Linked DNA regions of Homo sapiens: region 2 is linked to region 1. The links are chromatin contacts, found by Hi-C or POLR2A ChIA-PET in ENCODE. All regions are on one chromosome and are shown on one strand. Each heading gives the region's core, a stretch centred on a gene start or an enhancer-like site at or near the end of the contact. The rest is flanking DNA. Distances are from core to core; before and after follow the strand shown. Region 1 holds the start of LDOC1 (LDOC1 regulator of NFKB signaling). Region 2 has its middle 22 kb from the start of SPANXC.

Region 1 (3,618 bases), core at 2-2,501:
CTGCTGCAATTTTGAAAGAAAAATGACAGCTGTGTAAAACCAGTGCATAGGAAAAAAGAAGTGTCAACAATTTGGCTGCCAGGCACACCGCGCCCCTGCAGCAATCTGGTGGGGCAGGGGAGGACACTCGGAGTAGGTAGAAAACTAACCAGGCTGAACGGCCCCTTCAGGGGTTGGTGAGCTGTCCAAATCAATGTCTGAAAAGGCATAGCCAACTCTGGCATTTTCCAGGTTGGTCCTGATCTCGAAAGGTGGTAGTCTGTAGGTGGGATGTGGTGAGTGGATGTGAAGTGGCAGCATAGTTCTCTGGGAAGATGTAAGCCTGGCAGCAGGGCAGGTGGCAGCAGCAGGGCTACGGGTGGTCTGCGCAGTTTGTAACAGGGGCCTGGCCAATAGCTGGGGTTCAGGACACAGTTCAGATTAGCAGGGGAGGGATCCCGGGGATGGCCAGGGTAGATGACACTTCCAAGCACTTCCGAGTGAGTGAGGCTCCAGCCCCGACCCCAGCAGCAGGTAACTGGAGCGCTATTCCTGGAACAAAGACAAGCACTACGGAGAAATGAAGAGAGAGAGCAGACGGGCGCGGGTAGGTAAGGGGACCGGAGGGCAAGGGGGAGAGCAGTGGCTCCTGGCGGGGTGAGGGCTGCGGGGAGGGGGTGGCGGCGTGCAGGGCCCTCCCCCCCGAGGCCCGAGGGTCGAGGGCCTAATAATCATCCTCCTCTTCTTCGTCGTCGTCGTCTTCGTCGTCATCCCAGCCAAAGCACTGTTTCATCTCATCGAGGAAGGCCCGGTAATCACCTAGGATGGGGCTATCCATCTCGATGTAGGGCACCACCCACTCCTCGGCTTCCCCGGTGAGGAGGCTGATTAGGAATGCCACCTTCATGGCGTCGTTGCAGAATCGGTTCTCGTTCACGAGCATGTAAGACGCCGTCTGCACGATAAACTCGGGGAGCCGGGAGCTCTCGCCATTAAACGTTTCGGGGAAGGGCACCGGGCAGCTCGGCGGACGTACCTGGCGCAGCAGGCTGGCCCTCTCGCACACCAGCAGCCGCAGCTGTTCCATGAGCTGGCTGTTCTCGATGCTCAGGGCGCGGTGCCGCATCAGGAGCGCGTGCAGCAGCAGCACCAACTCATCCACCATTGCGAACGGCCTGGAAGGACAGGACTCGGCTCGGTTCGGCTCGGCCAAGGTGCGCACGGAGCCCTCGCAGGAAGTGCGTGTCCACGGAGGCGCTTGGTGGCCAGGGGCGGGGGGCGGGGGGCGGTGTGCGCCGGGGTCCGGGAGGCTACGCAAGCTCCGCCCACGAGGCCATTCGGACGGACGGTGCGCCGGCGCGACGGGGGAGGGGCGTGGCTAGGCTGGGAGTGGGGGGGCCGCGGCGGCGTGGGGGCGTGGCCGGGATGGGAAGGGTGTAGACAAAGAGGGCGTGGCCAGGAAAAGGATGCGCTGGGTCGCTGAACCACCGGCTTGTGGTAGGTCTCTCGGCGGGCAGTTAAAGGCTGGGATAGGCTCCCCTAGCTCCTAGTTGTGGGGCCTGCGTTAGCAGAGGACTTGGCGAGCGCTGAGTCCGGTCTCAGAGAAGGTAAATTTGTTCAAACTGAAAGGATTAGCCACCCTTCTACCTAGGTAGCTTGCACAACTCAGTGTTCCTTCGTGGGTCTGTGGCCACTAGATTCTCTTGGCTTGATGTTTTATTAACACATTTTCTTTCTTATTTAAATCTCACTCAGAGAAGTATTGACACTGCTGGCTGCCCTGTGGGAGTCACACTTCCTTTTAGAATCATGAAGACCCTCAGGGGGTCCTGCCTTTCATGAAAAAGGTAGTATTTAAACAGTGACTTCTTTAGTAGGGAAATAATATGGTATACACACACACACACACACACACACACACACACACACAAAACCTAAGTAACAAGATATAAAAAAGTTCTGCAAAATCAGCATCCAATAGTCAATTGCAGGCATCCCACATATCTTTGATTCTCTATTTCTTGTCTTGCTATTAGTGCCGTTGGCCACTGGGTATTATTCTGTACTTAAAAATGAACTGTTAAGATGTTTGTGTTTTTAAATAATTTTGTTTTTCTACTTTGAATGGATCCCTGATTCTAGAGCCAACATGAATTGTTGGCTCTGCTTTCAAATATATTGCCAATTCAATCACGTCTTGTCATTTCTGCCACTGCCACCCTGATTCCTAGCCTTTCTTTCTCACCCAGACTGCTGCAACTAATCACTTAGCTTTCACTCTTTTCTTCCTATAGTATATTCTCCATAGAGTAGCCACGGGAATCCTTTAAAACAAAAATTAGGGCCGGGCGCGGTGGCTCACGCCTGTAATCCCAGCACTTTGGGAGGCCGAGGCGGGCGGATCACGAGGTCAGGAGATCGAGACCATCCTGGCTAACAGGGTGAAACCCGTCTCTACTAAAAATACAAAAAATTAGCTGGGCGTGGTGGCGCATGCCCGTAATCCCAGCTACTCGGGAGGCTGAGGCAGGGGAATTGCTTGAACCCTGGAGGCAGAGGTTGCAGTGAGCCGAGATAGCGCCACTGCACTCCAGCCTGGGCTACAGAGCGAGACTCCGTTTCAAAAGAAAAAAAAAAAGATCCCTTCACTCTCCTGCTCAAAATCCTCCAACAGTTTCACCTGAGAATAAAGAGCAAAGTTGCAGCCAAGGCCTACAAGGCCCCTCCTTCTATCCTGTGCCTCTTCCCAGTTTCTGCTGTGCTCTAATCACTGTCCTCCTTGCTGATTCTCACACCCATCAAGCAGTTCTGGCTTCATAGCCTTTGCATCTTCTATTCCTTCTGCCTTGCAAGGCTGTCATCCCAGTTGGCTGCCTGACTCCTCCTACTGCTTTCAGAGAGAACTTTTCTGACCACCGGACCTATCAGAGCACCCTGTTCTCTGCCCCCAATCTGTAACCCTTTACTCTGCTTCATTTATCTACATAACATTTATTGTGCTACCGGCCACCATGTCGTATGTATATACAGTACTTTGCTCATCATCTGCTTCCATTTTAGAATATATAAGTCAAACACTGCTTTTGCTATCTGGTCTATCCCTAATGCCTAGAAAAGTTCTGGCCCAGAGTAGAGGCTTCATTAATGTTTGGCGAGTAAAATCATCCCAGAGTGAAGATGCTGAGATGAAAATCAGAAGTTGTCGCTGCACAAAGAGTCAAAAAATACTCTTCAAATTGTTAAATGTAAGGTTGGGCGTGGTGGCTCATGCCTGTAATCCCAGCACTTTGGGAGGCTGAGGGGGGCAGACCACCTGAGGTCAGGAGTTAAGACCAGGCTGACCAACATGGAGAAACCCTGTCTTTCCAAAAAATACAAAATTAGCCAGGTGTGGTGGTGGGCGCCTGTAATCCCAGCTACTTGGGAGGCTGAGGCAGGAGAATCACTTGAACCTGGGAGGCAGAGGTTGCCTGAGCCGAGATCACGCCATTGTGCTCCAGCCTGGGCAATAAGAGCAAAACACCATCTCAAAAAGAAAAAAAAAAAAGAAAAAAAATTGTTCAGTGTATTTTATCTCTGACCATGGATCAGTCTCGATTGTGAAACAATGACTGATGTAATAAAACTGGCTGAATAGAT
Region 2 (3,618 bases), core at 525-3,024, 44 kb after region 1:
AATGCTATCCCTCCCCTAGTCCCCCACCCCCTGACAGGCCCCGGTGTGTGATGTTCCCCTTCCTGTGTCCATGTGTTCTCATTGTTCAGCTCCCACTTATGAGTGAGAGCATGCGGTGTTTGGTTTTCTGTTCTTGTGTTAGTTTGCTGAGAATGATGGTTTCCAGCTTCATCCATGTCTGTGCAAAGGACATGAACGCATCCTTTTTTATGGCTGCATAATATTCCATGGTGTTTATGTGCCACAAAAAATGTGGTTAATTTTTTAATAAAGCCCCATTGGTGCTTTAAAAAAAATTTTATTATCTAATTGCTACGTGTGAGATTCTATATGTCCATTAAATAAAGCTTGCTAATTTTGATATACAAATATTTTATAGTCTTTATATATATTACTGATTGATTCATTAGTTTCTGAGCAAGAGATATTAAAATCTTCCACCATGATCATATATTTATGATTTTTCTCTTTATAATTCTAATATTTTTGGTTTTACATGTTTTGATGTTATGTGTTAGGTGCTTATAAATTCCCACTAATATCTCTTTAGTATACATTTTAGCATTATCATATAACTAAAAATGCTCTTTTGTCTAAATTCTGTTTTGCTTAATATTGATATTAATATACCCATGGCACATTAATCCTGATTTGTTTTCTTCCATTCCTTTATCTTAAACGTCTCAAGGTCTTTACATTTTAATCATCTCTCTTATAAACAACATATGGCTACATGTTTTATATGCAATATAAGACCATTGATTTTAACTGACAATTAAGGACATTTACATTTATTGTGATGACAGATATATTTCAATATATTTGTACCATTTTCTTTTTGCATTTCTTTCTAGATTCTCTCTTTGCTTCAGTTTACCTCCCTCCTTTCTTGCATTCTATTTACTAATCTGCTCATCTTTGTTACATTTTCCTCCATTAGCATATAAATAATACATTTCATCCATTTCTGTTTTCCTTTTTTTCACATTTTATTTCTAATGTTTTAGTCATCAATTTTGAGATTTTAAAGAAGTGACTTAAACTCTAAACTTATCAGTGCCTCTACTCCCCTTTTGCACAATAAAGTTCTTAGATCACTTTTTACAGAGATCATCCTCTTCCCTTCTTAGATGTCTAGTATTTTAATTCCATTTCATTTTATGCCCATCTAAAGTTAAGCTACAGTTATTGTTTTATGTAGCTCATGCTTAAATTACCCACGTATTTATCAGCTTCTTTTTCACCATTGCTTGTTACATCTCAGTCCTTCCTCTGAGTGTAATTTTTATTTTTATATAGTAGTTCCATTAACATTATAGCAAAATCTATAATCTGGTGACCTCTCAGTCTTTCTTTATCTGAATGTATGTTCATTTTTACATTATAATCAGTCAGTTACAGATTGCTAGGTTTGCAATTACTTTCTTCCATTGCCTGAAGTAATGATTTCATTGTCTTTTGGCTTCTTTTACTGCTTTTGAGAAACTTACACCCATGTAATGGTATATTACTTCTTGTTAGGTGAACTTCTCCCTCCCTTGGTAGCTCTTAGGATTGTTCCCCAAATGGAGATATACCTAATGTTAAATGACGAGTTACTGGGTGCAGCACACCAACATGGCACATGTATACATATGTAACTAACCTGCACATTGTGCACATGTACCCTAAAACTTAAAGTATAATAAAAAAAAAAAGAAAGGATTGTTCCCCTGTTGTTGGTCTGCGGTTTCACTATTATATGTCTATGAGTAGTTTCAGGAAGCTGTGAGTCATCTGGACTGGAGGCAAATTCTTTCAGGATGATTTCATGTTTGCCAATGTCCAGGGATAAAGGCAGTTTATTTCCAATTTTATGCCAATTTCTTGGCTTGAGGTTTCCTGCATCACACAGGTGGAGTGTAGTTTCATATCCACATGTGGCACAGACCTAGAGCTTTGAATTTTTAGAAGAGATATTTTCACGGTTTTTTCCTACCCAGAGACATGAAAACACAAAATTTCTCACTTGTCGTATCCCTGGATTGTTAGGAATCTTAATTTGTCATTTCTTTTATTCCCCCATACCTCATCATTTAGCCAAAGATGCAGACCTTCAAGGTTCCTGTCTTTAAGCCAGGATTTTACTTCAAATTATTTTCCTCCATAAGCCAAAGGCCTAATCTGTTCTCAGATGGATGTCAAAAGCTCCAATTCTTATATTACTGATACCCACAACCCCTTATCATTCTTATCCCTGTAGTAGTTACAGCATTAATATTAACTCACATACTTCTTACTTAGCAGTTTTTTCTTAATTTCGGACACCAGAAATTACGATCTCAACTAAGTACATGAAAGAATTCTTTTTTATATCTAGTTCAGCACTAACTAGGTGTTCATTGCAAGGGTATTTTCAATTCTCTTTATCTGCTGCTTTGCTGCAGAAGACTAATTGTCTATTTTGGGTATCTGTCTTTCAAAGTAGACTCACGCTTCTCCAGGCTAAAACTCGAGTTAAGACTTCATGGAGTGTGGTAGTAGCAGCATTCTAGGCAATAAAAGAGAATGTTCAAAAGCTTGGAATTAAACATCCTATGCTGTTTTCTGGGAACAGTCCAGTGTAGTTTATCTTTTGGTTATGTGAGGGTGCGTAAAGGAAGCTATGACAAGTGCCAATGGTGATGGTCATTTCATGTCATCATAAAGAATTTAGTTTTATTTTCCAACAAAATTGAAGCCATTGGAGAGTTTAAACAGTGGAATGTCATAATCAGATTTGTGTTCCAGGCCAATGGCTCCAATTGCTCAGGCTGATATGAGTATAAGTAAAAGTGGATGTGGGAAACCAATGAGACAACCACAAGAGTTCAGGAAAGAGTGCATTTTAATCAGGCTATTTTCAGGAACACAATTTCATCTCTAGGTTTCTGGAGACCAGAGAAGACACTTTACAGACGCATACACACATTTGTACACACATACCCTGCTGCCATCACACCAAACTTTAAATAAACTTGGTATGTTTCTGCAGTCAATAAGTGATTAATTATTGCTTAATTGACTCAGCAAGCCAGCTACTATTCCATAGCCTCACCTGAGCTACAACATCAAGCTGTATGAATCATATTTATCTTTCCAATGTCATGAAAATAAAATGAAGTTTAAAATAAATAAAAGAAAATGAAATTCGTGACCCTACCTAAGCCAGAAAAGCAGCTGTATGCTTATCTGTGGGAATGACGATTGTTTCATTCTGGAGATGTCAGCTCAGCTGTGTAGCTTTTCTGGCACATTATATCACTAAACCAATTGCTTGTATGGTCAGTTAGCCCCTTCTATCAGTGACTTGACAAGGGTTCCAGCATTCTCCCTCCCATCAGTTTACTACAAGAACTAAAACAAAACAAAACAAAAACAAAACAAAACAAAAACCAAAGCAAAAACATCCTTCTTTACATGAAAACTCATTGTCTTCCCAAAGTTACCCACAATGAATGATTTCTGTAGGAGAGAGGCTCACTGTCAAGATCAGTCTGTTTTCTGAAACTCACTCCCATCTATCCTCTAGTAAATACTTTTCAGCATACACTCAGGCTTACCTGTCTCAACCAATACCCTAGGTTGTCTGATGGCACA

The links. Hi-C counts contacts between places; a loop is a spot of excess contacts on that map. ChIA-PET counts read pairs that join two places held with the same protein, here RNA polymerase II (POLR2A). Pooled maps may share reads with other maps.
Region 2: a map of endothelial cell of umbilical vein shows a loop between it and region 1 (4-fold over the local background). The contact joins the enhancer-like site here to the promoter of LDOC1 in region 1. A Hi-C loop is called at or near these places in 3 of 168 maps with a recorded cell type or tissue (PC-3, endothelial cell of umbilical vein and mammary epithelial cell) and 1 of 50 pooled maps. POLR2A ChIA-PET finds 5 or more read pairs at or near these places in 1 of 52 experiments (HEK293).

What each region holds. Positions count from the first base shown.
Region 1 is chrX:141,175,878-141,179,495 of GRCh38, forward strand. It overlaps LDOC1 (LDOC1 regulator of NFKB signaling), which reads right to left and starts at 1,252. Exons shown (of 1, transcript NM_012317.4): 1 at 1-1,252. The coding sequence starts at 1,144. The coding sequence ends at 704. RefSeq lists an enhancer at 317-816.
Region 2 is chrX:141,219,022-141,222,639 of GRCh38, forward strand. No RefSeq gene overlaps it. Among named protein-coding and RNA genes, the nearest start is that of SPANXC, 22 kb to the right of the region's middle. Within about 2 kb of position 1,775, at least 3 of the 41 ENCODE cell types and tissues checked have a DNase peak (open chromatin) inside an H3K27ac peak, as active enhancers do; they include PC-3 and endothelial cell of umbilical vein, where a contact is called at or near this core.